Linked DNA regions of Homo sapiens: regions 1 and 2 are each linked to region 3. The links are chromatin loops, found by intact Hi-C in ENCODE. Cell type or tissue: B cell. All regions are shown on one strand. Links, peaks and the distances in the headings refer to the core of each region. The heading gives the core; the rest is flanking DNA.

Region 1 (10,224 bases), core at 2,225-10,224, 56 kb before region 3:
TCCAAACTATTTACTTTAGACCTGATTAATGATTGTGCACCTGGAGTGATGAGTTTTCCAGAGGTCAAGTTGGACTCAATCACCCATATTCAAATCAAGAGAGCAACTGGGAGAGAACACAATTTAAGGCAAAGTGTACTTCACACGTGTAGAACCTGTGCCTCAGTTGTGATGGCCACCCTCACCTCCTTTTTTTTTTTTTTTTTGAGACGGAGTCTCGCTCTGTCGCCCAGGCTGGAGTGCAGTGGCGTGATCTTGGCTCACTGCAAGCTCCGCCTCCCGGGTTCACGCCATTCTCCTGCTTCAGCCTCCCATGTAGCTAGGACTACAGGTGCCCGCCACCACGCTCGGCTAATTTTTTGTATTTTTAGTAGAGACGGAGTTTCACCGTGTTAGCAAGGATGGTCTAGATCTCCTGACCTTGTGATCTGCCCGCCTCAGCCTCCCAAAGTGCTGGGATTACAGGCGTGAGCCACCGCGCCCGGCCACCTCCTTTCTTTACATTGTTTCTTCAGTCCCATAACATCTTTGCAGCATTATTATTCCTGAGTGATTATGACAGCACAATTAAGTTTTTTTTTTTTTTTTTTTGAGACGGAGTCTCTGTCACCCAGGCTGGAGTGCAGTGGCATGATCTTAGCTCACTGCAGCCTCTGCCTTCCGGGTTCAAGTGATTCTCCTGCCTCGGCCTCTTAAGTAGCTGGGATTACAAGTGCATGCCACCACGCCTGGCTAATTTTTGTATTTTTAGTAGAGACAGAGTTTTACCATGTTGGCCAGGCTGGTCTCGAACTCTTGACCTCAGGTGACCCGCCCACCTTGGCCTTCCAAAGTACTGAGATTCCAGGCCTGAGCCACCACACCCGGCCTAAAATTAACTTCTGATGAAGAGAAAGTTTATTGTAACAAAGACAAGAGTTTTTGAAATGCAGATGAGAAAAATTCCTGTCTTGGAGACTTGACAAGTGGCTACAAGTAGGCACAGTCTAAATTCAGCCCATTTGCGAAAGTTATAAAGGAGATGCATTTTTAATCAAAGTCACCACGGTAGGGTTTCATATGAATAAACAAGCTTTTATTTTCTAATGGAGGAAAACATTTGGAGTGGAGACCAGACTTGAGAAGAACCGTACACAGACTGCTTTCTTAGAACTAGGCATTGCCCCTCTGGGCCAGAACACAGAGCTCACACGCCCACTTCTTGTTTGGTGCTGTACCGAAGTCACCACTGGGGCCTGCGACATCCACATTTTTTTTTTTTTTTTTTTTGAGATGGAGTTTCGCTCTTGTTGCCCAGGCTGGAGAGCGAGGGCGCGATCTCAGCTCACTGCAACCTCCGCCTCCCAGGTTCAAGCAATTCTCCTGCCTCAGCCTGCCAAGTAGCTGGGATTACAGGAATGCGCCACCATGCCCGGCTAATTTTTTGTATTTTTAGTAGACACGGGGTTTCTCCATGTTGGTCAGGCTGGTCTCGAACTCCCGACCTCAGGTGATCCACCCGCCTCAGCCTCCCAAAGTGCTGGGATTACAGGCGTGAGCCACCGCGCCCGGCTGACATCCACATTTTAAAGCTGCTAAAGGATTTGGATGGATTGGTGCTGAGTCAGGGTACAACCTGCTATCACTTGAAAATATGGGCTGCTATTTTATTTTCTTCCTGGGACCCGTGTGTTTTGTACAGCACATTAGCACATTTTCTTTTCATTCAAAGTAGTGGTTATAACACTTGATCTCAGCCACTGGAAATGTGTTAGTATAAATCTTCAATGTACTTATTTTCAAATGAGGTTCAAATCAGAGCTACAAAAAAATAAAAGGCGTATTTCAGTTTTCAAAGTTGTAATCCCACATCGAATTTGTAACAAAAGCTGCTCCTCAACAGGAGTTCACGCTAAACGCATTGCAAAGAACTACTGTGGGGTGAAAAAAACTACTGCAATTGATGTACAGCATAATTTAAAATATGGGATATTATTTTAGGCAACTGTATTTTCTTTTAATCTAGACACAAAATGTAACACTGTATTTCAGCTACGGTACATCTGTAAACAAATTCGGAATAAAAAAACAAACAAACCTTACTTGACTTTTCCCCCATTCACTAGTCAAATTTAGAAGGCCAAGTTTTTGTTTTGTTTTGTTTTGTTTTGTTTTTGAGATGGAGTTTTGCTCTTGTTGCCCAGGCTGGAGTGCAATGGCGTGATCTTGGCTCATTGCAACTTCCACCTCCCGGGTTCAAGCGATTCTCCTGCCTCAGCCTCCCAAGTAGCTGGGATTACAGGTGCCTGCCACCATGCCCGGCTAATTTTTGTATTTTTTAGTAGAGATGGGGTTTCACCATGTTGGCCAGGCTGGTTACAATCTCCTGACTTCCAGTGATCCGCCTGCCTCGGCCTCCCAAAGTGTTGGAATCACAGGCGTGAGCCACTGCGCCAGGCCAGAAGGCCACGTTTTAACAACTGTTTTCAAACCAACCTAATGCCAAACTTCAGAATTTAGTAGGAGATTCAGGTATGACGTTATATATGCTTTCTTTTAGTTCTAGCCTTAAATCTTAAGTTAATTCTTGACTTTAAATTTGTACAGTTAAACCAGCTTCCCTAAAAGTAATTCCTCTTTTTTGTTTACAGCTCTAAGCTGCTTTTGTGATGAGTATTGCCCATTGCACTTCAGCATAGCGGAACAGCAGTTAAAAGCCTAAATGTGGATTGCATATTGATAAATTATTACTCCTCAAAAGCACCTGATAATATAAGTGTCACTCTTGGTTACTTTATCATCCTTTTCTAGAGACAAAAACACAGAATGAGAGGGACATCCTGTAGCCATTTCTTTTTTTTTCTTTTTTTCTTTTTTTGAGACAGAGTTTCGCTCTCATTGCCCAGGCTGGAGTGCAATGGCTCACTGCAACCTCCGCCTCCCGGGTTCAAGCGATTCTCCTGCTTCAGCCTCCCGAGTAGCTGGGATTGCAGGCATGCACCACCACACCCGGCTAATTTTGTATTTTTAGTAGAGATGGGGTTTCTCCATGTTAGTCAGGCTGGTCTCGAACTCCTGACCTCAGGTAATCCGCCCGCCTCGGCCTCCCAAAGTGCTGGGATTACAGGCGTGAGCCACCGTGCCCGGCCAATGTGAGATGCCCCTCCCCTTGAACATGGGTGGGGTTTATGGACTTTCTTCCTTTTTTTTTTTTTCTTTTGAGATGGAACTTTGCTCTTGTTGCCCAGGCTGAAGTGCAACGGCGCCATCTCGGCCCACTGCAACCTCCGCCTCCCCGGTTCAAGCAATTCTCCTGCCTCAGCCTCCAGAGTAACTGGGATTAGAGGTGCCCGCCACCATGCCCGGCTAATTATTTTTGTATTTTTAGTAGAGACCCGGTTTCACCATGTTGATCAGGCTGGTCTAGAACTCCTGATCTCAGGTGATCCACCCGCCTCGGCCTCCCAAAGTGTTGGGATTATAGACGTGAGCCACCGCGCCAGGCCTGCTAATATCAGTGTCTAACGCTGTGCTGATAAGTGCTAAACAACAACCCAACATCCAGTTTATCTAGCACTTAACGTTACTAAGTTATTAAACCAAGCTTCAGTGGCCATTAGTAAGGCAAACCTGCTACCATTTTAGTGCAAGTCTGAATTTTTGTTTTTTGTTTTTCTGTTAGATAAAAATTCTGATCTTGGATTGGGTGCAGTGGCTCACGCCTCTAATCGCAGCACTTTGAGAGGATAAGGTGGGCAGATCACCTGAGGTCAGGAGTTCGAGACCAGCCTGGCCAACATGGCGAAACCCTGTCTCTACTAAAAATACAAAAATTAGCCGGGCATGGTGGCACACGCCTGTAATCCCAGCTACTCGGGAGGCTGAGGCAGGAGAATCTCTTGAACCCAGGATGTGGAGGTTGCAGTGCGCTGAGATCACGCCACTGCACTCCAGCCTGGGCGACAGAGCGAGGCTCCGTCTCAAAAAACAAATAATAAAATAAAATGAAAACTAAAAAATCCAATCTTGGAGCAATAGAAAAGGCTAACTACAACCTAAGAGCTTATTTAAAACCAACTTAGCCGGGCGCGGTGGCTCACGCCTGTAATCCCAGCACTTTGGGAGGCCGAGGTGGGCAGATCACAAGGTCGGGAGATCGAGACCATCCTGGCTAACACAGTGAAACCCCCCGTCTCTACTAAAAACACAAAAACATTAGCTGGGCACGTTGGCGGGTGCCCGTAGTCCCAGCTACTCGGGAGGCTGAGGCAGGAGAATGGCGTGACCCTGGGAGGTGGAGCTTGCACTGAGCCGAGATTGCGCCACTGCTGACAGAGCTAGACTTTGTCTCAAAAACAAAACAAAACAAAACAAAAACCCAACTTAATGGTACTAACTTACCAAATTTAAGCAGTCCCATCTAGGTTTCTGACTGATTTTAAACACAGCCTGAAAAAGTTGTTTCCTTAATCACCCAGCAGAAAACACTAGTTTACATCAAGAAATAAGGGCCACATCCTAAACATATAGACACCTGAGGAAAATGGATTCTGAAGGACTTTCCCTCAACATACCATGTGCCCTAAATGTTGACTCATTTCCTTGACATCCTGCAAATGCTTCCTCTTGTTAACAGCTATCGTGCAGGCAGTAGTTGGTGGGTCAGAAGGGAATGCAATTCTGAACCTCCATGAAGCATATCCTTTCTTCTCTCTGGTCCCAGCAGCATGGGAATTAAGACCCAGCCAAAATCATCCTTACTTCTGAACTCCAAAGGTGTACCAATGTTTTAATGGGTGGGGGAAGAATTAGATGAGAACATAAGATAATTAATGGCAAGTGATTTAAGAGACACAGCAGCAACACTGTTAAGAATACATTTCTATTCCTGATGCAACTGAATTGCTAAAAAGGACTCCATGGAAAAAAATGTTCCAATACCCAAAGTACCTATTTGGAATATTTTGTTTTTTAAACACATCTATAGGGTTGAATATAAATAGAAAATGAACACAATTCTTACTATCTTGCAAGGTGGCCCCCACTTGCTTACCTTTGAGGAGTTTGGCTAGTGCTGGGAAGGCTACAGAAGCCAGTTTCTTTTTTTTTTGAGAGTTTCACTCCGTCGCCCAGGCTACAGTGCAGTGGCCCCATCTCGGCTCACTGCAACCTCTGCCTCTGGTTCAAGTTACTCTCGTGCCTCAGCCTCCTGAGTAGCTGGGATTACAGGCGTGCGCCACCACACCCAGCTAATTTTTGTATTTTTAGTAGAGACAGGGTTTCACAATGTTGGCCAGGCTGGTCTCGAACTCCCGACCTCAGGTGATCCACCCGCTTCGGCCTTTCCAACTGGTGGGATTACAGGCGTGAGCCACCACGCCTGGCCTCTATACTCATTTTCTAACATAGGGAGTGCTTTGACAGGCAGAGACTAGTCCAGGGCAGCTGAACCATACTGGCAGAGCAAGAAAGTCCACTTGGTGTCTTAACTATAATGCATGTGAAAACCAGAAGCTACGACACAAAACTATCTCAAGAAGACCGCTTACACAGGGCACTTCATTAATAATTCGGTGACTCCTCAAAGGTTCAGTTCCATCAAGCCATTTCTTCATAAACTTGTAAATTGGCCAGCTTTGTTAGCAATTACACATAAAAATAGGGTTTCTAAGTTCCACTAATGGAAAAAAAAGCAATGTGAGAAAAGCCCACTACAAAAACCTATTTCCAGATGTGAAAAGACGTTTGTCATGACAAGGATTACTACCAGATGGGATACCCCACGTTTTAATATCCATGAAAGTCAGTGATTTTGCTTGCTGAGGCGCCTTGTAACCAATGGCATCTTGGATTTGTTGAAATGCAGTATATTGTCTAATGTTAATGGATCAGAATGAGACTTGTTTTCTCAGATGGCTAAAATGATTCCTATTTTACTCTTGAGTTTTGACCATTTAAATAGAATGACCTTAAAATAATCAACCTTTATTTAAATGGCTCTGAAACGTGTTCTATTTAGGAAAGTTTTTTGGTGTAATTTAAGAAATTTCTCTTGAGATTTTACCTCCCTAAAGTTACTGAAACGTTTTATGTAACCCCAACTTTAGTAAGAGTATCTAAACTTTCAGGTACAGATAAAAATAAAGATGTCAACTTTTTGCCTATCTCTAAGTTACCAGATTACAAGAAACAATTCAAAATATTGGTGGTGATGTAGATTTTCAGTTAGATGTACTCATGTAGCTAAAAATACTTAAAATACAGTCTAATCCAACTGGAGGGAGTTTTCCAAATTGCAGAAAAGTTAAATATTAGTTTTCTATTTAAAAAAATCAGTGAAATTAAATCCAGTGAAAATCTGAGATTTGTCTTTTAGCAGTTCTTGAAGTAACCCAACTTTAGGAAAGCACCTCCAGGTTTCTGAGGAAATCTTAATTTCCCTGGGACATGACAACAAAGAGCTATTTCTAGACACTAAAAAACAGCAGATGGAACTTGCTAGAGAGTTAACTTTCACTTCTGTGGCTCCCCTCAAAACATGTGGTCTGCTTTATTTCCAGTTTAAGAGAACTGAAACACCACAGTTTGCTGAATCTTAGTTTTAACTCTAAAGTCTGCAATTAGATCACAACTCATTTCTTTGAGGTCCTTAGGTGTGAATCCACTTTGGATATACACAATGATGGCTGAATTCCTCATAAACATTTCCCTTTAAAAAATTCCCTTCAGCTCTATTACACATCTACCTTGTTTAGAAATCTTGTATTAATAAATAAAGGGAAAACCGAAATTGAATTTATAAAGTTTTATTTTTGTATATGTGCTAAATCTTAGGAACTGTGAACAATCTTCATGTCAGTCTGTTGGCTTGTAAAAGGCTAAGAAGTGCATGACTTGGGTGGTGAAATTTCCTTTTAGGAATCTGAATCTCTAAATAAATTTTCACACATTTGCAGTTTTAAAATGTGGTGCACCTTGCCCCCGCTTCTCTTACACCTATAAATTTGGAGGGAAAGTGCTAAATTTCTGCAAACGTCAAGTAATTGTTATAAATACAATCAGCAGCAAATTCTCAATACACTTAGCACTTCTGTAGTGTTTTATCACACTCAAAAACCTTATTTGCAAAAACTGAACACTCACATATATGTAGGACCAATTCTGGTTGAGTCCTACTATGAAACCAATACTGTTTTTTTTTTCTTGGTAACACAAAAACTGGGGTGTAGGGGAGTGTTTTCCTTTATCGGCAGTATGTAGTACCTTCAAACTAGAGACCAAAACTGGGCACTTACAATGAAAAGGCAATTTTCTTATCCAGCTATAATCCTAAATAAGGCAGGATATATCCACCAAATTACCCACAAAATTCAGCAAAGTAAAATAGCTCATGGGAAAACATAAGCTGGAAAAATACTAATAAAAAAACTGAATTACTTCGAAGTAGTCATCTGAATATTCACAGACTTGTTTTCATTTACAAATGTAAGTCAAAAAAGTCTCCTCATCTTTCTAACCACTACGAGGATTAAGGATTTAAGTTATTCACTAAGTTAATCATGAAAAAAATAGAAAACATTTTAATTCTAAATTTGTATACACAACAGCTAAAAGACACAAGGCTGGGAAATTATCACCAGGAGAAAAATCAATGAAAGAAAAAAAAAACCTAGTATGTTATTTCTGCCTCTACAATGCTAAACATGAAAGTTCAGTTGGTGGAGGGCTTAGAAACAGCAGCAACATGGTTTAACAAGTTGTGCACTGAAATACTTAGATACAATAGGGCAAAAGCCCTTGTTCACATGGTTTTACAACTAAAATATCTTCAGTCTTTATGGTAACACATTCTACTGTCTTCTATAATCGTGTCATTTAGAATTCTGGGGGCTGTTTCTTTCAAAGGAAGACTGGCGATTCCGCAAACATTTAAAATAGGAAATATATGGCTCAAAAAATCAGTTGAGGGAGAACTAAATAATCCTTAGGCACTTTGAAGACTTGAAATTTAAAATGTGCCACTTGTGTTCAGAAAAAGACCTCAAAATCACCATTATGTTGCTCTTGCAACAACATGCATCTTTAAATTTCTGGTTATACATTAATGCTTGAGTTAAATATAGAAAATAATTTGCACAAACAAAAATAACTCCACTTTCCCTTGCTCCTAGTCACAACGAATACCACTCTTCCTCAAATGGAGACAAAAATGACTCACAAGCCCCTCACCTGGCACAAGGGGGCTTGTAACTTCAAAGCAACCAAGGTTGGGCTCTTCCTCCAAGCAGAAAAATTCACAGCCTTTTATATGTCAAGTTTTCTCTCAACTAGGAAGTCGTTAAAGTTTTTAAGTACATTACATATTTTGTTAAGGAGCAGCAGGAAATATATAAATCTCCTCTCAGATGGTGAGATGGTACACCTAACTCATCCAAATAAAGTTAACCTATTTCACTCGTTTAAAGAGCTTGGAATTGAGGAACTTTTAAATTAAAAAAACTATCAACTGGGGCCAGGCGCGGTGGCTCACACCTGCAATCCCAGCACTTTGGGAGGCCGAGGCGGCCAGATCACCTGAGGTCAGGAGTTCAAGACCAGCCTGGCCAACGTGGTGAAACCCTGTCTCTACAAAAATACAAAAATTAGCTGGGCGTGGTGGTGGGCACCTCTAATCCCAGCTACTCGGGAGGCTGAGGCGGAAGAATCGCTTGAACCCAGGAGGCGACGTTGCAGTGAGCCAAGATTGTGCCACTGCACTCCAGCCTGGGTGACAGAGCAAGACTCCATCTCAAAGAAGAAAACAACAAAAAAATAAAAACAAAACAAAAATCAGTTGGAATTGCAAACACCGTGTGTGACTTTCACTCAAAGTATCGGTGTCAAAATGTCCTACAGGAACACCTAGAAGCACAGGTTGACTATACAGTACTACAAATAAGATACCCAAAGCTTTATCTTAAATACCTGCCCCTTTTAATCACAAAATAATGCAATGCTCAATTTTGTTTCTGCTTTGTTCAGTTCCAAGTGTAGCCTTTTGACAAAACATTTCCCTATTAACTGAATTGTAAAAAATACAACCAAGCTTGTGCTCATTAAATATACATGTATATAAAAAACATACAAAAAGTACAAGATTATGTTAGGAAACTTTTACAGTGTCAACATCCTGATTTCTCAAAATCTTCAGTAGAGGGCCAAAGGTCAAATCTTTCTGTGCACAAAAACTTGATGTGACTGAAATCCTGAATCAGTGTCATGCCTAGGCATGCTATGCACAGAATGAATTTTAATATGCAGTCCTCTTTTAAAAAAAAAAAAAAAGGACAAAAAAAGTAACCAAAAAAAAAACCAAAAACACACCACAGGACAAAAAGTTCTTCTTAAATCAAATTCTATTTGTGAATTCAGCAAAATAATTTCTATAAAATAAAACAGCAAAATATTTAAATAGAATAGGGTGGGCTGTATCTGTTTGCAGGGGTATTTGGTTTTTAGACAGGTTCCAAAAAATTACACACATTCAAGTTACCAATTCTCTTTTAAATACAGTATGAACTGAGGATTTCCTTATTTTTAATCAAATGTTTATTCTGAAATTGTAATATCTCAATTATATCAACCAGTAGTTTCTTTTTTAATGAGACCCTGCTTTGAACGTTAAACGTTTTGGAATAATGGAAAAGGAGCTAGGACAATTCTTGCTTTCAAGTAAAATTGTGACTGAGCAGAAAATCAGCCAGCTATCTTGGTGCAGAGAGGTACTCCAAGTACCGTGGGGTTCTGATGACTTCCACGTCACTGGGATCCAACAGAAGGAAAGTTTTAGAAGATTCACCTAATAAACTCTACCAAAGAAACAAAACAAGCACACCAAATACAGTCTTATATTATGCTCCAGCATCTTGGCATAGCAAATTTTTGCATATTTGTTTTAAATCTTTAAAAATTCCCATTACTGATACGTAAGTGTTCTTTATTCCACCCAGAGATTGAACTGTCAAACATTATATATAAGGAACATATGTGCAACTGAAAATAGACTGTCACATTTCTCCCCTTGTTTTATATTTTAATATTCTAGGTGTAAGAAGTAAAAGCTCTGAGTAATACAGCTGTCACTTCTCGGACAACTGCTGTCATTATGGTAACTTTTTCCTCATTGGCTACACTAACTTGGTGTGAAGCCATGCTAAATGTTACAGCATAACTATAGCTTCAAAGTGATTAACCTAATATCAGAAT
Region 2 (10,317 bases), core at 1,601-9,600, 74 kb before region 3:
TATTTACAATAATTACCCTTCCTGTGCCCCCACTCCTTCTCAATGCAGGGTAGCTCTTTGAATCAAGAGGTGCAGGCCTTGAGCCTGGGCTGGCCTTGGGACTTGCTTTGACCGGTTGAATACTTCACATTGTGCCTGCTCCAGGCCTCAATGGCAAGAGACCTTGAGCATTTCTGCGATTTCTGTTCACTCTCCTGGAACCCCGCCGCCTCCCTATGAACAAACGTGGGCTAGCCTGCTGGGGATGCAGGACCAGGCAGACGAACGACGATCCGACCAGCTGAGGTCACTCCAGACCAGCCCATCCGCAGCCAGTCTGGCAGATGCAGGTGGGAGCCATGTGTATCAGCTGAGCTCAGCCCAGATTGCCAGCCGGCAGCAGCAAAAGCTAAATCAACAGTTGGTGTTTTGGCTTCATGCCTATAATCCCAGCACTTTGAGAGGCGGAGGCAGAAGGATCGCTTGAGCCCAGGAGTTCAAGACCAGCCTGGGTAACACAGTAAGACCCCATCTCTACAAAAAATCAAAAAATTAGCTGGCCATGTCTGTGGTCCTAGCTACTTGGAAGACCGAGGTGGGGGGACCGCTTGAGCCCAGGAGTTCAAGACCAACCTGGGCAACATAGGGAGACCCTGTCTCTACAAAAAAATTAAAAAATTAGCTGGGCGCGGTGGTGTGTGCCTGTAGTCCCAGCTACTCAGGAGGCTGAGGTGGGAGGATCGATTCAGCCCAGGAGGTCAAGGCTTCAGGGAGCTGTGATCGTGCCACTGCACTCCAGCCTGGGTGACAGAGCAAGACCCTGTCTCAACAACAACAACAACAAAATGTTGGTGTTTTAAGGCCCTAAGCTTTGTGGGGGTCGGTTTTGCAGCAAAAGCTACCCGACTCAGAGAGGGATGACGCAGGTGATAAGGATTTTGCTGGCGAAGAGCCTAACCCTCTTGAATTCTAGTTTCTCAATTGGAGAGCTCGAAGGAGACTGGTTGCTAATGGTTTGAGGGAAATTTTATTTTTTCGAGACGGTGTCTCGCTCTGTCACCCAGGCTGGAATGCAGTGACTCGATCTCCGCTCACTGCAACCTCTGCCTCCCGGGTTCAAGCAATTCTCCTGCCTCGGCCTCCCGAGTAGCTGGGATTACAGGCGTCCACCACCACGCCCGGCTAATTTTTTGTATTTTTAGTAGAGACGGGGTTCAAACTCCTGATCTCAAGTGTTCCGCCCACCTCGGCCTCCCAATCTGGCGGTGGCTCATGATTACCGGCGTGGGCCACCGCGTCCAGCCTGGGGGAAACTTTTAAAGATGGCAGTTACCAACAATGACACTGAAGAAGCTAGGACTTCTTGGAGGTCAAGGTTCCAGCCTTCCTGGTTCTTGGACATTAGAATCTAGTATGAAGGAGATGCGGTGAGTCAGAGTGTACAGAGCTGCGGACTTCCAGTCTGATGGTGGTGGGGATGGGGAACGGGGGCCAAGCTGGCCTTCCCAGCCTCGGACCTCCCAGATCCTGTGTGCCGCAGAAGCCAGCCTGCAGCAATGCCCCCCACCAGGCTGGGGCGCCCACTGTCCCCTGCCTTGTCATGCGTGCCAAGATGAATGCTAAATGTGGAGATTCTTCCTCAGTGCTGGATTTCGCGCCTTCTGGCATTCAATACTAGCCTAGTTTTTAATAAAGAAGAAACAACACTATTTTGGTGCTGTAAACCTATTTTTCACCATCTGGCGTACCCGTATGCCTCTTATATTTCTTCTTCTAGGTCAGCAAAAATCCCATCATGGGACCAGAGCCTCCCTACCAAGGAGGATGTTATCATAGATTTCAGGGGACGAGGTACCCCTCTTCAGGTTGCATCCACTTAACTTTGAGTAACAGACTTCTAAAAAACCTGTTTCTATAAATGTCAGTAAAACAAAATGAACGTTTAGCTCATGGAAATTAACATAAAAATGAAAGTTTGATTTTTTTTTCGCATAACAGATGATGACAATCTTAAAATACCCGACAGACGAAAGAGGAAGGAAAACCACCCCTTCTGTCTGAGAGAATTATGCGATAATGGCCCAAAGCGGTCCTCTGCAATTTTTTGGGGGGTGACACTAAAGGAACAGAAGGTACTGGGGGAACCAATGGGAAAAATAGTTTAATTAGTAAAGTTAACTTAATTAGCAAAAATAATTCTCTTTGGAGCAAGCTTTGAATAAATCTGTGATAATTTGGTGATTCTATGAATTTTCTGGAATATGTGTACATGTGTGCATTGGGGTGCATGCACATGTGCGATCATGCATGTGCACGTGTGTGCATGCATGCATGGGGGTGGACCCAGGTTTTGTGGTCCCTAAAGATTATACAATTTTGGGAAGCCCTTTAAAAAAAAGAACACAGGCCAGGCACAGTGGTTCACGCCTGTAATCTCAGCACTTTGGGAGGCCGAGGCAGGAGGATTGCTTGAGCCCAGGAGTTCAAGACCAGCCTGGGCAACATAGGAAGATTTCGTCTTTATTTAAAAGAAAAAAAAAATTTTAATAAAAATGTTTTAAAAACCACAAAATGTGAATGCAAAATTAGGTAGGAAAGGGATGCCTATTTAGAATTAGAAAGAAAACGCAATTCACAATGTTTTCAAAGCTGAGAAATACCTCAAATTTCATATAATTCAGAAAACTAACAAAGTTTTGTTAACTGCTTAACAAACCTCAATGGCCCTTTTTCCCCCTGTAATTTTTGACTGCATACTCTTTGATCACCTTTTCGTGTGGCCGCAACTTTATAATATTTTCTAGGGAGAGGATAGAAAGATAATTCAGTTTTTGGCTGGGCGTGGTGGCTCACGCCTGTAATCCCAGCACTTTGGGAGGCCGAGGCAGGTGGATCACCTGAGGTCAGGAGTTTGAGACCAGCCTAGCCAACATGGTGAAACCCCATCTCTACTAATAATACGAAAATTAGCCGGGCATAGGAGGTGGCGCATATCTGTAGTCCCAGCTACTCGGGAGGCTGAGGCAGGAGAATCGCTTGAATCCAGGAGGCGGAGGTTGCAGTGAGCTGAGACAGTGCCACTGCCCTCCAGCCTGGGTGACGGAGCCAGACTCCGTCTCAAAAAAAAAAAATAAATAAATAAATAAAGATAGTTAGATCGTTCAGTTTTTGTTCTAACATGGTTGATAGAAATTTGGTTTTCATTACTGATAGTTTAGAAAAATGTCAGCTTTACATTTTCATAATTAATAATTCTGTGCACATTTTTAGGATTGTTGTCAAATTTGGGAAAACCTCTATCAAGTTTCTTTCATATAAAAGCGGTAAGTTTTCAGGGTATATCAAGGTTTCATGTTCAGGAACTAACCTTAAATACTCTAAATTGGCAATACTCATGGACCAATTTGACCTCCAATTCTTGCTGTAGAGGTCTAGTCTATTATGAGATTTATGTTATCTTTATCAATGACAGTATTTTAGTCAAATCTGCACAAAATGTAAATGTTTTCCTGCTGTGTTCATGTATTTCACTTATTTTATTAAGTAGATTATTTAATAATCTAAGAGCCCATATATTACCTCTATTCAAAATTTATCTCTTCCTCTTTTGGTATGATCTGAAAAAATATTTTGGTACAATTTACTTCTCAGATGTCAGAATAGTTTCTATAGGTTATATATAGAAATATTTGAAAAATATTTTCATCATATAGTGAGTTTGCAATTATATTACTGCATTATTGAATATATATATATTTTTTTTTTTCTTTTTTTCTTCTTCTTCTTCTTTGAGACTGGGTCTCACTCACTCTGTCACCCAGGTTGGAGTGCAGTGGTGCAATCATGGCTCACTGCAGACTTGACTTCCTGGGCTCAAGTGATCCTCCCACCTCAGCCTCCCCAGTAGCCAGGACTACAGGTATGCGCCGCCACACCTGGCTGATTTTTTAATTTTTTTTTTTAGGGATAGGGTCTTCCTACATTGCCCAGGCTGGTCTCAAACTCCTAAGCTCAAGAGATCCTCCTGCCTCATCCTCCCAAAGTGCTGGGATTACACGCGTAAGCCACCACGCATAGCCTGATTATATTCTTAAGAGGAAAAACTTTCATTTTGATCTGCTTACAAGTTTTCATGTTTGATGGTTGGAAGAATTTTCCATGGATTAACGTCTGGCTCTGTACATTCCAAACCTTGCTGCTCCTCCACCAGCCCAGTCCCAGCTGCTATAGTGCATAGTATCATGAGGCCAGGTGGGCAGGTCAAATCATTCCTGGAAGTCATTCCTACCCCAGGATGGCCAATAATAACTATATGTGAAAACATATGTGAAAACTATATGTGAAAACTATATGTGAAAACATATGTGAAAACTATATGTGAAAACATATGTGAAAACTCTATGTGAAACGTATCCCATTTTAAAGGCCCCGAAGAGTCTTCTGCAAATGAGGGGCTCTGAGGGTTAAGCTTCATGAGTTCTGTGTATGTATGAGTGTGTGAGAGGGTTTTTTGTTTGTTTTTTGAGAGAGTCTCACTCTGTTGCCCAGGCTGGAGGGCAGTGGCATGATCTTGGCTCATTGCAGCCCCCGCCTCCTGGGCTCAAGGGATTCTTCTGCCTCAGGCTCCCAAGTACCTGGGATTACAGGCACTCGCCACCGCACCTGGCTAAGTTTGTATTTTTAATAGAGACCGGTTTTACCATGTTGGCTAGGCTGGTCTCAAACTCCTGGCTTCAAGTGATCCGCCCACCTCAGCCTCCCAAAGTGCTGGGATTACAGAAATGAGATTTTTTTTTTTTTTTTTTTTTTTTTTGAGACAGAGGTTCGCTCTTGTTGCCCAGGCTGGAGCGCAATGGCACGATCTCGGCTCGCCGCAACCTCTGCCTCCCGGGTTCAAGCGATTCTCCTGCCTCAGCCTCCGAGTAGCTGGGATTACAGGCATGCACCACCACGCCCGGCTAATTTTTGTATTTTTTAGTAGAGACGGGCTTTCTCCATGTTAATCAGGCTGGTCTCGAACTCCCGACCTCGGGTGATCTGCCCGCCTCGGCCTCCCAAAGTGCTGGGATTACAGGCATGAGCCACAGCGCTCAGCCGGATTGTTTTCTTTTTAAAAAAAGGGGGCAGGGCCAGGCACGGTCGTCACGCCTGTAATCCCAGCACTTTGGGAGGCTGAAGCGGGTGGATCACCTGAGGTTGGGAGTTTGAGACCAGCCTGACCAACATGATGAAACCCCGTCTCTACTAAAAATACAAAATTAGCCGGATGTGGTGGCACGTGCCTGTAATCCCAGCTACTCGGGAGGCTGAGGCAGGAGAGTCGCTTGAACCCAGGAGGCAGAGGTTGCGGTGAGCTGAGATCGCACCATTGTACTCCAGCCTGGGCAACAGGAGTGAAATCCCATCTAAAAATAAATAAATAAATAAATAAATAAATAACAGGGGCAGCAGGGCACGGTGGCTCATGCCTGTAATCCCAACACTTTGGAAAGCCGAGGTGGGCAGATCACCTGAGGTCAGGAGTTTGAGACCATGGTGAAACCCCATCTCTACCAAACATGGTGAAACCCCATCTCTAGTAAAACTACAAAAAATTAGCCAGGCATGGTGGCACGCGCCTGTAATCCCAGCTACTCGGGAGGCTGAGGCAGGAGAATCTCTTGAACCCTGGAGGTGGAGGTCGCAGTGAGCCAAGATCACGCCACTGCACTTTAGCCTAGGCAACAAGAGCGAAACCCCATCTCAAAAAAAAAAAAAAAAAAAGCTTAAAAAAAGCTAAGAAATACAAAATTTAGCCAGCATGGTGGCGCACGCCTGTAATCCCCGCTACTCGGGAGGCTGAGGCAGGAGAATCGCTTGATCCCAGCAGTGGAGGTTGTGGTGAGCCGAGATCGCGCCACTGCCCTCCAGCCTGGGCTACAGAGATTCCATCTAAAACAAAAAACAAAAAACAAACAAACAAAAAAATAGGAGCCAACAGAATACCAAAGGGCCCAGTACAGAGAGCTTGGATCTGTGCCTCCGCATGAGTCCCGACTCCCTGTGACCTTGAACAGATCTCTTACTTCGAGGCTTGTCCACCTTGGTTCCTCCCACCCGAACCCACCCTGCCCAGACAGCCTCATGGGCCATGTCACCCCGCGGCCTCTAGAGGGCAGCATATCCTCACTTCGGAAGACCCGGCTGCAGTCCCGGCGCAAGGGCAGCGGCACCGGCTTGGTTGCTAAGGGGGCTTCGGAGTCTCGCTGCCGTCCTCGCTCGGGGGACTGTCGGCGCTTTGCGCAGTCGTGCTCCACGCGAGAGGACGCCGCCAGCAAGAAATATGTCAACAAGCCTAGCCTCGCGCAGGTGCCGCTTAGTTCCTAACGGATGCGCGTGATAGAACCGGGGCAGAGAGAGCGCCGCCTCCCTAGTGAAGTTCAAGTTCGCAGGACGGTTTTCATTCCCCACGACCCCCACGGGTCAAGGTCCTCTTGACTTTGGGTCTGGGCACCTAAGGGAAGTAGGAAAGAGCTTGCAGGCCTGGCAGCTGTGGCCTAGGTAATATGACCACGGCGCTGGCAGTGCCACTGACTTCACACAGAAACACACCATGGGGACCCGGGACTCAGGGCCCTGGCCCCTGCAGAGGTATGTCAGAAGCCTTCCCTACCATCACGCCTCCCCCCGGGGACTTTGCCACCTCTCAGGCTCCTGGAGCACAGGACACTCCTCTTGATTTCGGGTGTCTGGCACCTGCTGGACAGGGGTGTTCATCAGCTGACGCGGGGATGCTTGTGACCAGGCGGGACCGGGAGCCCGGGTGGGCACACCACCTAGACAACAAGGCACAGCGCCTTGGCCAGCTGCTGCACCCCAAGCACCTATCCTGGGGGGCCTGTGCAGGATCTGATGAGGTCTGAAGAGCCCCCAATTTGGGGGTCGGGTTATGCACGGGGAGGGGACTCACTCTCCCATGGGACCTCCTCAGAAGGTGGCTGCCTTCCACCAGGGAGCAGTGGGCATAGCTAATGTTTTCAATTTTATCTTTGATCGCTGGAACTCAGGGGCAGGAGGAAGCTGAGAGTGTCCAGGGCTCCCCTCCCACTGTTTGTGGGTAAAGGGGTGTGGTGAGGAGGCAGAAAGGAAGGATCTAGGTGAGAAAAGCACTCTGATGAAATTGACTATTGTCAGCCCTTGTCAGCTGTGGTGTGCCAGGCAGAGGGTGTGTGTGCACGTCCCTGGAGCAACGTGCAGGGGAAGGCACATGTTTTTTTAAAAATTTGAGGCGGCTGGGCGTGGTGGCTCATGCCTGTAATCCCAGCACTTTGGGAGGCCAAGGCAGGTGGATCACTTGAGGTCAGAAGTTCGAGACCAGCCTGGCCAACATGGTGAAATCCCATCTCTACTAAAAATACAAAGATTAGCCGGACATGGTGGCAGCGCCTTTAATCCCAGCTACTTGAGAGGCTGAGGCAGGAGAATCACTTGAACCTGGGAGGTGGAGGTTGCAGTGAGCCAAGATCGCACCACTGCACTCCAGCCTGGGCAACAGAGCGAGACTCCATCTCAAAAAACAAACAAACAAACAAACAAAAACATTTATTGAGGCTGGGCTCAGTGGCTCATGCATGTAATCCCAGCACTTTAGGAGGCTGAGGCAGGAGGATAGCTTGAAGCCAGGAATTCAAGACCAGCCTGGGCAACATAGAGAGAACCTATCTCTACCAAAAAATAAAAAATAAATTTTTTTTAAATTAAAAATTTATTGTGTAGAGTGTAGGACGCTTGCCAGAGACTGGGAAAGGTAGTGGGAGTGGGTGCGGATTGTTAATGGGTACAAAAAAATAGAATAGCATCTAGTATTTACAGAATAAATAAGATCTAGTATTTGATAGCACAACAGGGTGACTATAGTCAATAATAATTTAATTGTACACACTTATGATCCCAGCACTTTGGGAAGCCAAGGCAGGCGAATCAGATTGCTTGAGCTCAGGAGATTGAGACCAGCCTGGGCAACATGGTAAAACCCTGTCTCTACAAAAAATACAAAAAAATTTAGCAGGGCATAGTGGCGCACATCTGTAATCCCAGCTACTCGGGAGGCTGAGATGGGAGGATTGCTTGAGGCCCAGGGGCAGAGGTTGCAATGAACTGAGATTGCACTACCACTGCACTCCAGCCTGGGTGACAGAACGAGATCCTGTCTCAAAAAAAAAATTTTTTTTTAATTTATTGTGGTAAAATACATATATAATTAACCATGTTCACCATTAAAAGTTTTTTCTTTCTTTCTTTCTTTTTTTTGAGATGGAGTCTTGCTCTGTTGCCCAGGCTGGAGTGAAGTGGTGCCATCTCGGCTCACTACAACCTCTGCCTCCCGGGCTCTAGTGATTCTCCTGCCTCAGCCTCCTGAGTAACTGGGACTACAGGCACACGCCACCACACTCGGCTAAGTTTTTGTATTTTTAGTAGAGATGGGGTTTCGCCATGTTGGCCAAGCTGGTCTCGAACTCCTGACCTCAAGCAATCCACCCACCTCGGCCTCGGAAAGTGCTGGGATTACAGGTGTGAGCCAGCTCACCGGCCAAAAGTTTTTTTTATTGTGGTAAAATATACATACCATAAAATTTACCATTGTAACCATTTTAAGGTGTGCAATTTGTAGCATTTAGTGCATTCATAATCTTGTGCAACTATCATCACTATCTAGTTCCAGAACATTTTCCTTTCTCCAAAAAAAAAGAAACCCCTGCCCATTAGCAGTCACTTCCCCTTCTCCCCTCTCTCAGCCCCTGGCAGCCACTAATCTGCTTTCCATCTCTATGGATTTGCCTATTCTGGATGTTTTATATCAATAGAATCGTGCGACCATGGCCTCCTGTATCTGGCTTCTTTCACTCAGCCTGTTTTCAAAGTTCATCCATGTTGCAGCACGCGTCAGCGCTTCCTTCCTTTTCATTGCTGAGTCATATTCCATTGTATGGATAGGCCCCATTCTGTTTACCCGTTCATCTGTTCATGGATGCCTGGGCTGTTTCCACCTGTTGGCAACTGTGAAGGACGCACGCGCGCCTTTGCAGCTGTGTCTGGCCCTCATCTGCAGGCCCCTCTGGGTCTAGCACCCTCTGCCAGCTGGGCTGTGAGCAGTTGTTCTGGGCCTGCATACCTTCCCTCACCCTTTTACTCCCTTGTGAGTCTGGGCACATGGACCTTTTTCTGGTCCAAGAGAGATGGTCCACGTGCCTGCACCAGAAAAGGGTCCACATGCCCGGACTCACCAGGTGTTGCCTCAAATCAAGGGTCCACTTGGAGTTATTTTGTTGCCTCTCAGGGGCCAGGCCCTTTAAAACTTGGATGCTAGAAGCAGCCCCTTTTCCTCTACTTTCTGCTAATACATCCCCAAGGCAAAGAACAAGACTGGCCTGGCTGCCGCCATGATGAGAGGATGGACAAGGCAAAGACAGTAGGAAATGCTGGGCAGTGGAAGGGCGTGGGGAAGCAAATGTGATCCTGCATATTTTCTTTTTTTTTTTTCTTTTGAGACAGAGTTTTACTCTGTCTCCCAGGCTGAAGTACAGTGGCGCAATCTTGGCTCACTGCAACCTCCACCTCCCGGGTTCAAGCGATTCTCCTGCTTCAGCCTCCCGAGTAGCTGGGATTACAAGCGGCCACCACCATGCCCGGCTAATTTTTGTATTTTTAGTAGAGACAGGATTTCACCATGTTGGCCAGGCTGGTCTCGAACTCCTGACCTCAAGTGATCCACCTGCCTCGGCCTCCCAAAGTGCTGGGATTATAGGCCTGAGCCACCACGCCCGGCCAATTTTGCATATTTTCATCCTCACTTACTCTCTTGCCATGACAATTGAGTGGAGGGTGGGACAGTGTGGGACATGGAGGCCACGGCCCAGGACAGTGGGTAGGGGAGATGATGAGGGGCCACCTTTCCTCCCAGCACGGCCAGTCTACCCAGGCCAGGGCAGGAAGCAAGAGGAGGGGAGACCATGTGAGGGCAGGGGAGTGTCTGTGGAGGCCCTGCCTGGACAAGCAGACCAAGGAGGTCCTTCTTTGCCAAGAGAGATGGGCAAATTGTGATGGCCAGTTCTGGAAAAGGCAGTCCCTGGGCCCTGAGGAGAAGAGAATCTCTCCCCAAATCCACATGCAGGGAATGAACCCTCCCTGGGCACTCAGATCAGTGAACAGCTTGTATCAGTGTAAGGTACATGAGTTGGTATATTTACTCCTTGGATTTTAATGGCCAGGGATTCTTTGACTTGTCAAGTCCTTTAGCTACAGAAAATAAACACATGTCTGTCCTCTCTGCTCCACCCTGTCGTTTGCTGACCCTACGTT
Region 3 (10,317 bases), core at 946-8,945:
CCTAATAAGAACTACTTTAAAAAAAAAAAAATCCTAACAAAGATGGGACCTGTGATACAAAACAATATAAAATTTAAGCCATTTTTTACAGAAAATTCGTAACACACATCAAAGTGTCGAAAGTAGTATAATTAACTCCCATGTACATATTACTTAGCTTCAGGAATTATCGCCAGTGAACCAAATTGTTTAATCTGACTATCCTCCCTTGCTTTCCATCACTTCTCCACCCCAGGATTGTTTTTAAGCAAATCCTAGATATCATGTAATTTCACCTGGAAGTATCTTAGCAATCACTTCAAAAATATAGGGGGCTCTTCCTTTTAAACATAACCACAGTATTATCATAGCTAAAACAATTATATGTGATATTACCATAAATATCAACATTCTGATCTCCACAATTGAAAACTAAGCCATTTCTAAAGAAGAAAATCTTTATCCCTGAAGTTTTACCTTCTATCAGTAACTTAGTAAAACAATCATTTATGATGTTTATAAAACTTTACTTAGAATTAAATGCATAGTTTGATCTCTCATAAATAAGTATCAAATTCTGGCATGTCTTGAGAATTTTTTGTGACATGGATCAAGAATGCCACCAAGGCAGAAACCGAGTCAGAATAAGCTCAGAACTTGGGTTTAAGCCCAAGGTGGGAAGGGAAACAAGCAACAAGATAAACCAATTATATCTCTTATTACAATCTGTGTCTTTATATATCTACCAGGCACAAGTTAATAAGAGATTCATATGGAGTTTTTGTTAGGTTTAAAATAAATGAAAGTCAAGCAAGATTTAAGTGGGCAGGGAGAAACTACCCTCAGATTATCAGCTGTCAGCGAAAAGTATTTGCACTTTTAATACAAACATCATAAAGAAAACCTCTGAAATAAGGCACTTTGAACATTGAGTCAACCTTGAACTCTACACTTAAAATACTAATTAGTTTTACTTTAAAAATTGCTATCTACTATTATAAAAGGATTTTTAAAAAGTCTGTATTACCTGTGTCATGGGATTCACACCTTCTACACCTGGCTGACAAGCTTCTGCCACAGCTCGAACATGACCATAGCCAATGGCAGTTAGCAAAAGCTTGGCTATTTTAAGAGCATTGAGGTAGGCACCCCTTCGAGTTTCCATATCTGCATTCGGTAGGAAGTTATTTCTGGTTAGCATACTCAGTACAAGGGGTAGGCCACCACTTTTCAAGAAGTGAAACTGAAAATCAGAGGAATCATCAGCCAGAGGTGCACCAGCAGGCATTAACAAGGCATAGACTACCTGGAAAAATAGAGAAGAGGGGGAGAGGGCTGTATTAAAAGATTTAAAAAAAAAATAACTTCTATTTGTACTATTGTCAGTGCCAAGAAACTCTTGACCATCTCACTATTATTTATTTCAAATTAATATTTCATTTCAAAACTACTTCATTACAATTTTACCCAAATCATTCACCTTACCATATGAAAGGTCAAATTTAAAGAACACAGAATAAATTTAAAAGGAAAAACAAAGAAAACAACAACAACAAAAAACCCCAAAAACTAACCTCTGTTAGATATAGCACTTGTGAGGCTGAAGGACCAAAGAAAAGTGAGTCAAGAGATGGACTAAGGCTGCTTTCTCCAAGTTTGGCATGGTCTAAACAAATAGCTCTTAATTTTTCTATCGTTGTGCTATCTGGAGGAAAAAAAGAGACAGTGTGAAAATGTAATTCATGTGTTCATACATATTTAACTTTTGATATCTTGAAGACCATACTAATATGGAATAACAATCCACTCAGTTGGGCTATAGGCTCAAACTTCCTAAGACATGACAAGACCTGGAATGATTAAAAAAGAAAAAAAAAATAAACAAAAACAAAAACAAAAAACAGGGCTCTTTAATCAGTTACTCTCAATACAAAGCATCTGCTACTCAGGGACCTCAAATCAAGATACTCTCCTCTCAGCCACTGGAGATGGAAAAAAATACATTTCAAAAGGAAGTAGTTCTGACTGAAAATAACAAGAAAAAAATTATAAACTCTTCCCTCTAACCTCTTTATTGTTTGCCCCCTGACACTATATATTAACTGGCTTGCTTCACTGAAAGGAATGTAGTGATATCCAAGAAAATGAACCCTAAAAAGCAAACATCGAAAAAGGGTAAGTGCCTATGTACATTCACCTCAAAGCAAGCAGAGCTTTTGTCCTTTTGTCATAATATTAAAACATAATTTTAAATTACGGTGAAAAGACACAGTGGGGGAAAAATAAGATAATCCCAAAATACAATTAAGCATTAGCTACCAAATATTCCAACTTTATTAATAGTCAATCAACCTTGGAAAGTATTTTGATGATCTAAGGTAACTGCCCTATGATTAAAAAAATACCTTGATAATTTTTTTTTTTTTTTTTAAGTAAAAGCTTCTTTTAAAGAAAAGAAAAATAGGTCTGGGCGCAGTGGCTCACGCCTGTAATCCCAGCACTCTGGGAAGCTGAGGCAGGCAGATCACCTGAGGTCAGGTGTTCGAGACCAGCCTGACCAACATGATGAAACCCCATCTCTACTAAAAATACAAAAACCAGCCGGGCGTGGTGGCATGCGCCTGTAATCCCAGCTATTCGGGACGCTGAGGCAGGAGAATTGCTTTAACCTGGGAGGCGGACGTTGCAGTGAGCCAAGGTTGCGCCACTGCACTCCAGCCTGGGCAACAAGAGCGAAACTCCATCTCCAGAAAAAAAAAAAAAAACTATGATTTTCTTTGGGTAAATGAATTTTTACAGGCCTAGAAATAGCAGCCATTATCTTACAAATTTTTCAGTTTGTGTTGAAACTGTCACTTCTCTCTACTCTGAAGGCATAGCGACATATAATGTAACCAATTAAAATAGTTTTTATAATAAAATATTTATAAATATCTTCTCGTGTCATTGAATATTCATCTATATCATTTTATCTGATTATTAAAATGACAATATTATTTTACCAGTTTAATTCCTATTATTGGGCATTTAGGTTTTTACCTCCCCTCACCTTTTTAAACATCAAAGATCCTAGCAGCTGAATTTTTATAATTTTCACCATGCAAAACCCTGCAAGCATAAAGAAGTTGAACATAATGCCCAAAGACTTGACATACATTGTCAAATTACTCCCTAAAAGCAACCCAATTCATATGCTTAACCACTGTATCTCATAGTATCTTGCTTGGCTTAAAAATATTCTGAGTGAAGGATGGAGGCAAAGGGGAGTAGGAGGAAAAAAAAAAAAAGAAGAGCTCAAGAAAAGGAAGTGGTGGATATTTTTTTTTCTTCTTTGAGACAGGGTCTCACTCTGTCACCCAGGCTGAAGTGCAGTGGCGTGAGGACTGCAGCCTCAACCTCCCTGGGCTGAGGTGATCCTCCCATCTCAGCCTTCTGAGTAGTTGGGAACCACAGGCATGTGCCACCATGCCCAGCTAATTTTTGCATATTTTTTTGTAGAGACAGAGTTATGCCATGTTGCCCAGGCTGATCTCAAACTCCAGGGGCTCAAGCAATCCTCCCACCTTGGCTTCCTGAAGTGCTGGGATTACCAGCGTGACCCGGTCAGAAGTAGTGAATTCTAAGCAAATCATTTAATGGTCTTGAATTATAGTTTACTCATTTGAGAGATCTGAATCAAAGTTAACACTCAGTGGCCATTCCAGCTCTCATATTCATCCCTGATTATATCATGTTACATTTTATAAAAAATGGAAGCCAGAAAAATTTAAGCCAGTCATAATCTTGTCATCCAGAGTTTATGACGATTTTGGTTTCTTTCTAGCCTTTTGAAAAGATACCTAAGCTTTGGGAAGCCAAGATGGGAGGATCACTGGAGCCCAGGTCAAAACCAGCCTGCGTAACACAGCAAGACCCCCATCACTACAAAAAAATTTTCAAAATAAGCCAGGTGTGGGCCGGGCGCAGTGGCTCATGCCTGTAATCCCAGCACTCAGGGAGGCGGAGGTGGGCGGATCACTTGAGGTCAGGAGTTCAAGACTAGCCTGACCAACATGGTGAAACCCCATCTCTACAAAAAATACAAAAATTAGCTGGGCGTGGTGGCGTCCATCTGTAATCCCAGCTACTCGGGAGGCTGAGGCAGGAGAATCACTTGAACCCAGAAGGCACAGGCTGCAGTAAGCAGAGACTGCGCCACTGCATTGCAGCCTGGGCGACAGTGTGAGACTCTGTATCTCAAAAAAAAAAAAAAAAAAAAAAAAAAAAAGTCAGGTGTGGTGGTGTGTACCTGTAGTCCTAGCTACTCTTAGGCAGGAGCCTCACTTGAGGCCAGGAGTTTGAGGTTACAGTGAGCTAGGATCATGCTGCTGCACTCTAGCCTGGGACACAGAGTAAGGCCCTCTCTCTTTAAAAAAAAAAAAAAAAAAAAAGAAATGAGAAATAGCATTTAAGCTATGTGTCCCAGGTGAATTAACAATCTCTCTGTGCTTCAGTTTCTCCGTCTTTAAAATACAGATAAAATTAATAATTTCCTTATAGGTATGTTGTGTGGTTTATCAGTGCTAAGAGCTTACAACAGACTTTTACAAAAGATGGTATTACATATAGAGAGGACTGCAGAAGTTTTAAGTTTAACAGCAAATCATAACATGGGCACTTGGCTTCAGGCAAAGATTCAGAATGAAAAGAAGTGTAACATTTGGGTGATCATTTAGCATTTGTGCACTCTTGGATGTATTTTAAATGGAGGGGAAAGAGAGAATCATTAGCTTTTTTCCTAGTCATTAACTATACCTTATAGAGATGATGTGTGGTTTAAGTTGAGTTTATCAGTGCTAAGAGCTTACAACAGACTTTTACAAAAGATTGTATTACCACGTTTTAGACACAAACTCTTAAATAAGAAAGGAAGCAGGAGCTCTAAGAAAAGGAAGTGACAGAGAGTGGTTTAATGTTTAATGAATACTAAGTGCCAGTCCCTAGGCTAGGGGTTTTCCATACATTGTTTCATTTAATCCCTGCAATTACACAAAAAAGTTATCATTATCCCAGTTCTAAGGATAAGGAAGCTCTAATAAACTATGAAACTTATGTTTAACGCCATAGAGTAGCAATTAGAAGCAGGATTGGAACTCAAGTCCATTTGAGTCCAAAGCCTATGATTTTCTGCTGCAATACAACCATTACCAGCTTTTTCAAAAGCTGGCTGTTTCAAATTTAGGTATTCTAGTTTCATTATATAAAACATGAAGAAAGCACCCACTTCAAGTTTCTTGCCTTAACTGTCTGACAAGAGCTCATGCTCGCCATCTGGTGGCATTAAGCGCCAATCACAAGATCAAGGATTCAGTGGTGGGTTTGTGTTTTTACAGTATGTTGTGAAGGTTGAATCTGCAGTAAAGCACTGCAAGGACTATTACTGAAATACTAACAAATGAAACTATGTAAATTCTAAACGATGTAACAGACAAGAATGAAATATATCTTTTGAGAGAAGCCTTAGCTAAGAATCTAATGTGAAATGCTTCTGTCCCATAATAATTGCAAAGCAAGATGAGAAGCCCAACAAGGTGTTTAATTTAGAAAATGGAGGTAATAAAAGCAGAAGACAGCTTTAAAAATTATGTCAACTAAATATGGTGTACTGCACTATATTTATCAGTACTTCATCCCCAAACCCCACTAAAATGAGAATGAATGAATATAAAAATACATAAACTCAAAAGAACATAAAAACAGAAGGGGAAGCAACACATTAAACAGCTGTCAACAAATTACTGACGGTGTAGTGAAGATGGGGATAGATAGTTGGTTTAGCTGAAGTTGTGAAGTTGGTTTAGTTGTTGTGAAGGCAAGGAGAAGAGGGTGCCTATAAATTAATGCCCCACTAAATCTGAGAAAAGCCAAGGGTATGAAAACAACAAACACTTGGGAAGGCACAAATGATTCGAAGGCCTAAAGACAGAGGCTGAAGACTGATTAAGAAGCCTTTCCAACTCCCTCAGGTTTCAGATTTCTCATTGCTGTAGAGATACAAATACGGAATGGAAGATGACTAGGAAGCTGGACTGGTACAAGCGTGAACCTGTGTTAGTTAACTGCAGGATACAAAAATCAATATACAAAACTAAGTAGTGTTTCCATTTGCCAATAGCAAACTATCTGAAAGAGAAATCAAGAAAGTTATCTCACAATAGCTACAAAAATATAAGATGCCTAGGAATAAATTTAAGCAAGGAGGAGAAAGATCACTACAAAAAAAACTGATGAAAGAACGAACACAGGACACAAATAAATGGAAAAATATTCTATGTTCATGGGTTGGAAGAACAAATATTGTTAAAATGTCCATATTACCCAAAGCAATCTACAGATTGATGCAATCTCTATTAAAATACCAATTATATTCTTCACAGAAATAGAAAAAACATCCTTTGAGGTGAATCTGCAAGGTAAAACAAAAAAATACAAAAAACACTCCTAAAATTCATATGGAACTACAAAAGACTCCAAATAGCCGAATCAATCTTGAGTAAGAAGAACAAAGCTGAAGGCATCAGCTACTTGACTTCAAAATTTACTATAGAGCAATAGTAACCAAAACAGCATGGTATTGACACAAAAATAGACACAGATCAATTGAACAGAATAGAGAACCCAGAAATAAATCCACATAATCAGAAACAACTGATTTTCAACAAAGGTGCCAAGAACACACATTGGGGGAAAAGGCAATCTCTTGAATAAAAATGGTGTTGCAAAAACAGAATATACATATGCAGAAAAATGAAACTAAACCCCTATTATTCATCATATGTAAAAATAAACTCAAGATGGGTTAAAAACTTAAATGTAAGACCAGAAACTATAAAACTACTAGAAGAAAACACAAGGGAAATGTTTCATGTCATTAGTGTGGGCAAGGACTTTTTGGCTAAGACTTCAAAAGCACAGGCAACAAACACAAAAACAGACAAACGAAATTACATTAAACTAAAAAGCTTCTACCCAACAAAGGAAATAAGACCACAAAAAGACAAATCTACAGAATTGGAGAAAATATTTGCAAACTATGCATCTGACAAGGGGTTAATATCCAGAATATATAAGGAACTCAACAGCAAAAAATCCGATTTTTAAAATGGGCAAAAGACTTGAATAGATATTTCTCAAAAGAAGACATCCAAATGGCCAACATGTACATGAAAGCACACTCAACATAACTAATCATTAAGGAAATGCAAATCCAAACCACAATGAGGTATCACCTTACCACAATTAGAATGAAATAAGGATGACTTGGCAGGGGCACTGTGGTTCACACCTGTAATCCTAGCACTTTGGTAGGCCGAGGTGGGTGGATCACCTGAGGTCAAGCGTTCGAGACCAGCCTGGCCAACATGGTGAAACCTCGTCTCTACTAAAAATATAATAATTAGCCGGGCATGAGGGCAGGTGCCTGTAATCACAGCTATTCGGGAGGCTGAGGCAGGAGAATCACCTGAACCCAGGAGGCAGAGGGTGCAGTGAGCCGAAATCACGCCACTGCACTACTCCAGCATGGGCAACAGAGCAAAATCTCCGTCTCAAAAAAAAAAAAAAAAAAAAAAAAAAAAAAGATTTAAACCTCGGATTTTGATTTCTAAATACCCTTCCTTCTAAAAACTCTGGAATGGCAGATTCCAGAGCTGGGGCAGAGGAAATACTATAGATAAGCTTGAAACATCTTCTCATACCAGAAAATAATAAAGTACAATAAAGTACCTTAAAAAAATTGAGGTTGTATGTCTGGGTCTAACCTATAGGGGCTTCCACTGACCATATCTAGGACAATTGAGCATCAAAATAAATAACCATTACAATGGTTATAACCCAATGAATAAAATAAACCCATAAGAGTGATCATATATGACAAATATAAAGGCGAGAAAACAAAGCACTACCTTATAGAATGTCAACTAATAAATGTAGAAAGGATGACAAAATTAAAACAAAATTACCATTTTGCAACCATCATAGTAAAAACATTTAGGCAACAATCACAATAGATGATAAAACAAATGTTTGATGAGGAAAAAGATAGTTACGAAGTCTCAAAGCATCTCTCTACACAAAGCATCTCTCTCCTTTAGAGGAGAAACCTGGCAGCTATCAACTAAGTGATCTGGGTTAATGTCACCAAAGACACAGTGACATGTGTCTCTCAATGTGATGCTCTTAGACACATCAACATACAAGTAGTACTCTGTCAAATGTACAACCTCCATATAATCATCAGAACAGATAAGACCCAATGAGAGATATTCAGCGCAACTGACATGTGCCATTCAAAAACAAAGTCACAAAAGACAAAGACTGAGGAACTATTCCAGATTAAAGACAACTGAAAGAGATACCGAATAATTATGCAATGTATGAACCTGGATTTAGATCCTCAACCAGAAAACATTGTTATAAAGTCCAATACTGAGGAAAGTGTCAAAATATGAAAATGGTCTGCAGATTAGATGATATTACTGTATATGCTAAATTTTTTTTATTTTGAATAATACTATGTTAATGTAAGTGAGAACATTCTTGTTTTTAGAAGACATATACTAAGCTATTTAGGAAGAAAAAGATGATTGTCTACAACTTGTTCTCCAAATGTTAGGAAACTTTTGCCATCACTACGGCAAACTGTTAATTACTGAATTTGGGAGCCAACTGTATTCTTTGTAAACAGTTTGAAATTATTTTAATATAAAAAGCTAGTTAAAAAACTCAAGGACAGTAAAAGATGATGCTGGAAAAAGAAGAAAACATAATATCCATCAGTAATAGCCTAGAGAGAAATAATTACAGTCTGTTATGCTATAGCACGTTTCTATAACCCCAATTAGCTCACAATCAATTGGCAAATATAATGATGTCAGTATAATGCAGAAGGTGAGTTTGTTCATGTGTGATTTCTTCCAGGCAACAGTAGCCAGAACAACAGAACTGTTAATCTTCAACAAAAAAATTAAAATGAGCAAAGCAAAAAGCCCCCTCAGCTGGGTAGATGTGTAAGCAGAAGCCTGTTTCTTTTTAAAGGAAAATTTAAAGTGAATACTTGCATCAAGGGCTCATCTTGTGAGATACAATCCTAAACTAGACTTTCATGGACCTTGGCAGGTTCTACTTCCCCCTGTGCCTATCTTAATGGTAGCCCATCTATCTCAGAGCTCCACTCTTTTGCACTGTATCTCAGCAATGTCAAGTCAGCATTTCCTCTGTACTGGTTTTGTGTCTTTTTACTATCTCCTGAGGAAGCCTTCAGCCACACTGAAGTACCTGCCTGGACTGTCCAAATTATCTCTGAGGATACTAATTATCATTTTATGAGTGCTCTAATTAAACTATGTGCAAGTTTTAAAGGTAGTCCTATGTTGGGAATTACAGACCATGAAGGAGGAGGAGGGAGCCCAATAAGTGGGTAGAGCTCAGCATAAAGATTCAACTCAAGCAGAGCGAGGAGTGTCCCTGGGGTAGAGACCCAACATTCAGAGACAAGAGTCCTTCTGCGTTCAAAGAAAGGGTGGGGGGTCTGGAGATAACTGATTAAATAGGAAAATAAGTGAGAGGATAACAGAAGCCAGGTTTTTCATTGTCAGAAAAGAGAGTTTGGCCAGGCATGGTGGCTCACGCCTGTAATCCCAGCTACTGGGAGGCTGAGGCAGGAGAATCCCTTGAACCAGGGAGGCGGAGGTTGCAGTAAGCCGAGATTGCGCCACTGCACTCCAGCCTGGGTGACAGGGCGAGACTCTGTCTCAAAAAAAAAAAAAATTACAAATATAGAAAGGGAGAAAACTAGAATGAAACTGTGATAGGCTGGGATGGGAGGAAGTCGTGTGACCCCATGGTTTTGTAAAAACTTACACACATATATATATTCATGTGTGTGTGTGTATATATATAGTAATAGACTTAAATGTGGATACACATACACACATTCCTTAGCTCTAACTGCTTAGAGAGCCAGGGAGCAACAATACATCGATAGCAATGAGTGCAATAAATGTCCAGATCTTGGTTTCTAAACACCATTCTCCAGGAAAATAAATCAAACAGGCCTCCTTGGAGAAACAGCCAATTTCAGGACTGGGGCAGAGAGGGTACAGGATGTTAATCTGGAACTTTTTTAAATTTTTTTTTTTTTGAGACAGCGTCTTGTTCTGTTGCCCAGGCTGGAGTACAGTGGCTTGATCATATAGCTCAATGCAGTCTCCATCTCCCAGGCTCAAGTGATCCTCCCACCTCAGCCTCCCAAGTAGCTGGGACTACAGGTGCGCATCACCACACCTGGCTAATTTTTGA

What was found. A loop is a pair of places that touch in the nucleus more often than their neighbours do. Peaks named below come from ENCODE experiments on the same cell type or tissue, not always from the same donor. Only the 100,000 strongest peaks of a DNase experiment are listed, where the experiment ranks them.
Region 1: it touches region 3 in a loop (4-fold over the local background); 14 of 110 quality-filtered maps call a loop at or near these places.
Region 2: a loop joins it to region 3, with 17 times the contacts of the local background. A loop is called at or near these places in 42 of 110 quality-filtered maps.

Annotation. Positions count from the first base shown.
Region 1 is chrX:41,233,125-41,243,348 of GRCh38, reverse strand. USP9X (ubiquitin specific peptidase 9 X-linked) reads right to left here. Exons shown (of 45, transcript NM_001039591.3): 45 at 6,770-10,224. Among named protein-coding and RNA genes, the nearest start is that of LINC02601, 38 kb to the left of the region's middle. In B cell, for the core only: no CTCF peak of the experiment used is centred there; DNase peaks (open chromatin) are centred at 2,668 and 6,508; H3K27ac peaks cover 2,462 bases.
Region 2 is chrX:41,249,688-41,260,004 of GRCh38, reverse strand. No RefSeq gene overlaps it. Among named protein-coding and RNA genes, the nearest start is that of LINC02601, 21 kb to the left of the region's middle. In B cell, for the core only: a CTCF peak has its summit at 6,128 (motif pointing right); a DNase peak (open chromatin) is centred at 6,164; H3K4me3 peaks cover 1,217 bases.
Region 3 is chrX:41,175,365-41,185,681 of GRCh38, reverse strand. It overlaps USP9X (ubiquitin specific peptidase 9 X-linked), which reads right to left. Exons shown (of 45, transcript NM_001039591.3): 22 at 1,554-1,684; 23 at 1,007-1,285. Among named protein-coding and RNA genes, the nearest start is that of USP9X, 95 kb to the right of the region's middle. In B cell, for the core only: a CTCF peak has its summit at 5,300 (motif pointing left); DNase peaks (open chromatin) are centred at 1,181 and 5,281; H3K4me3 peaks cover 449 bases; H3K27ac peaks cover 3,083 bases.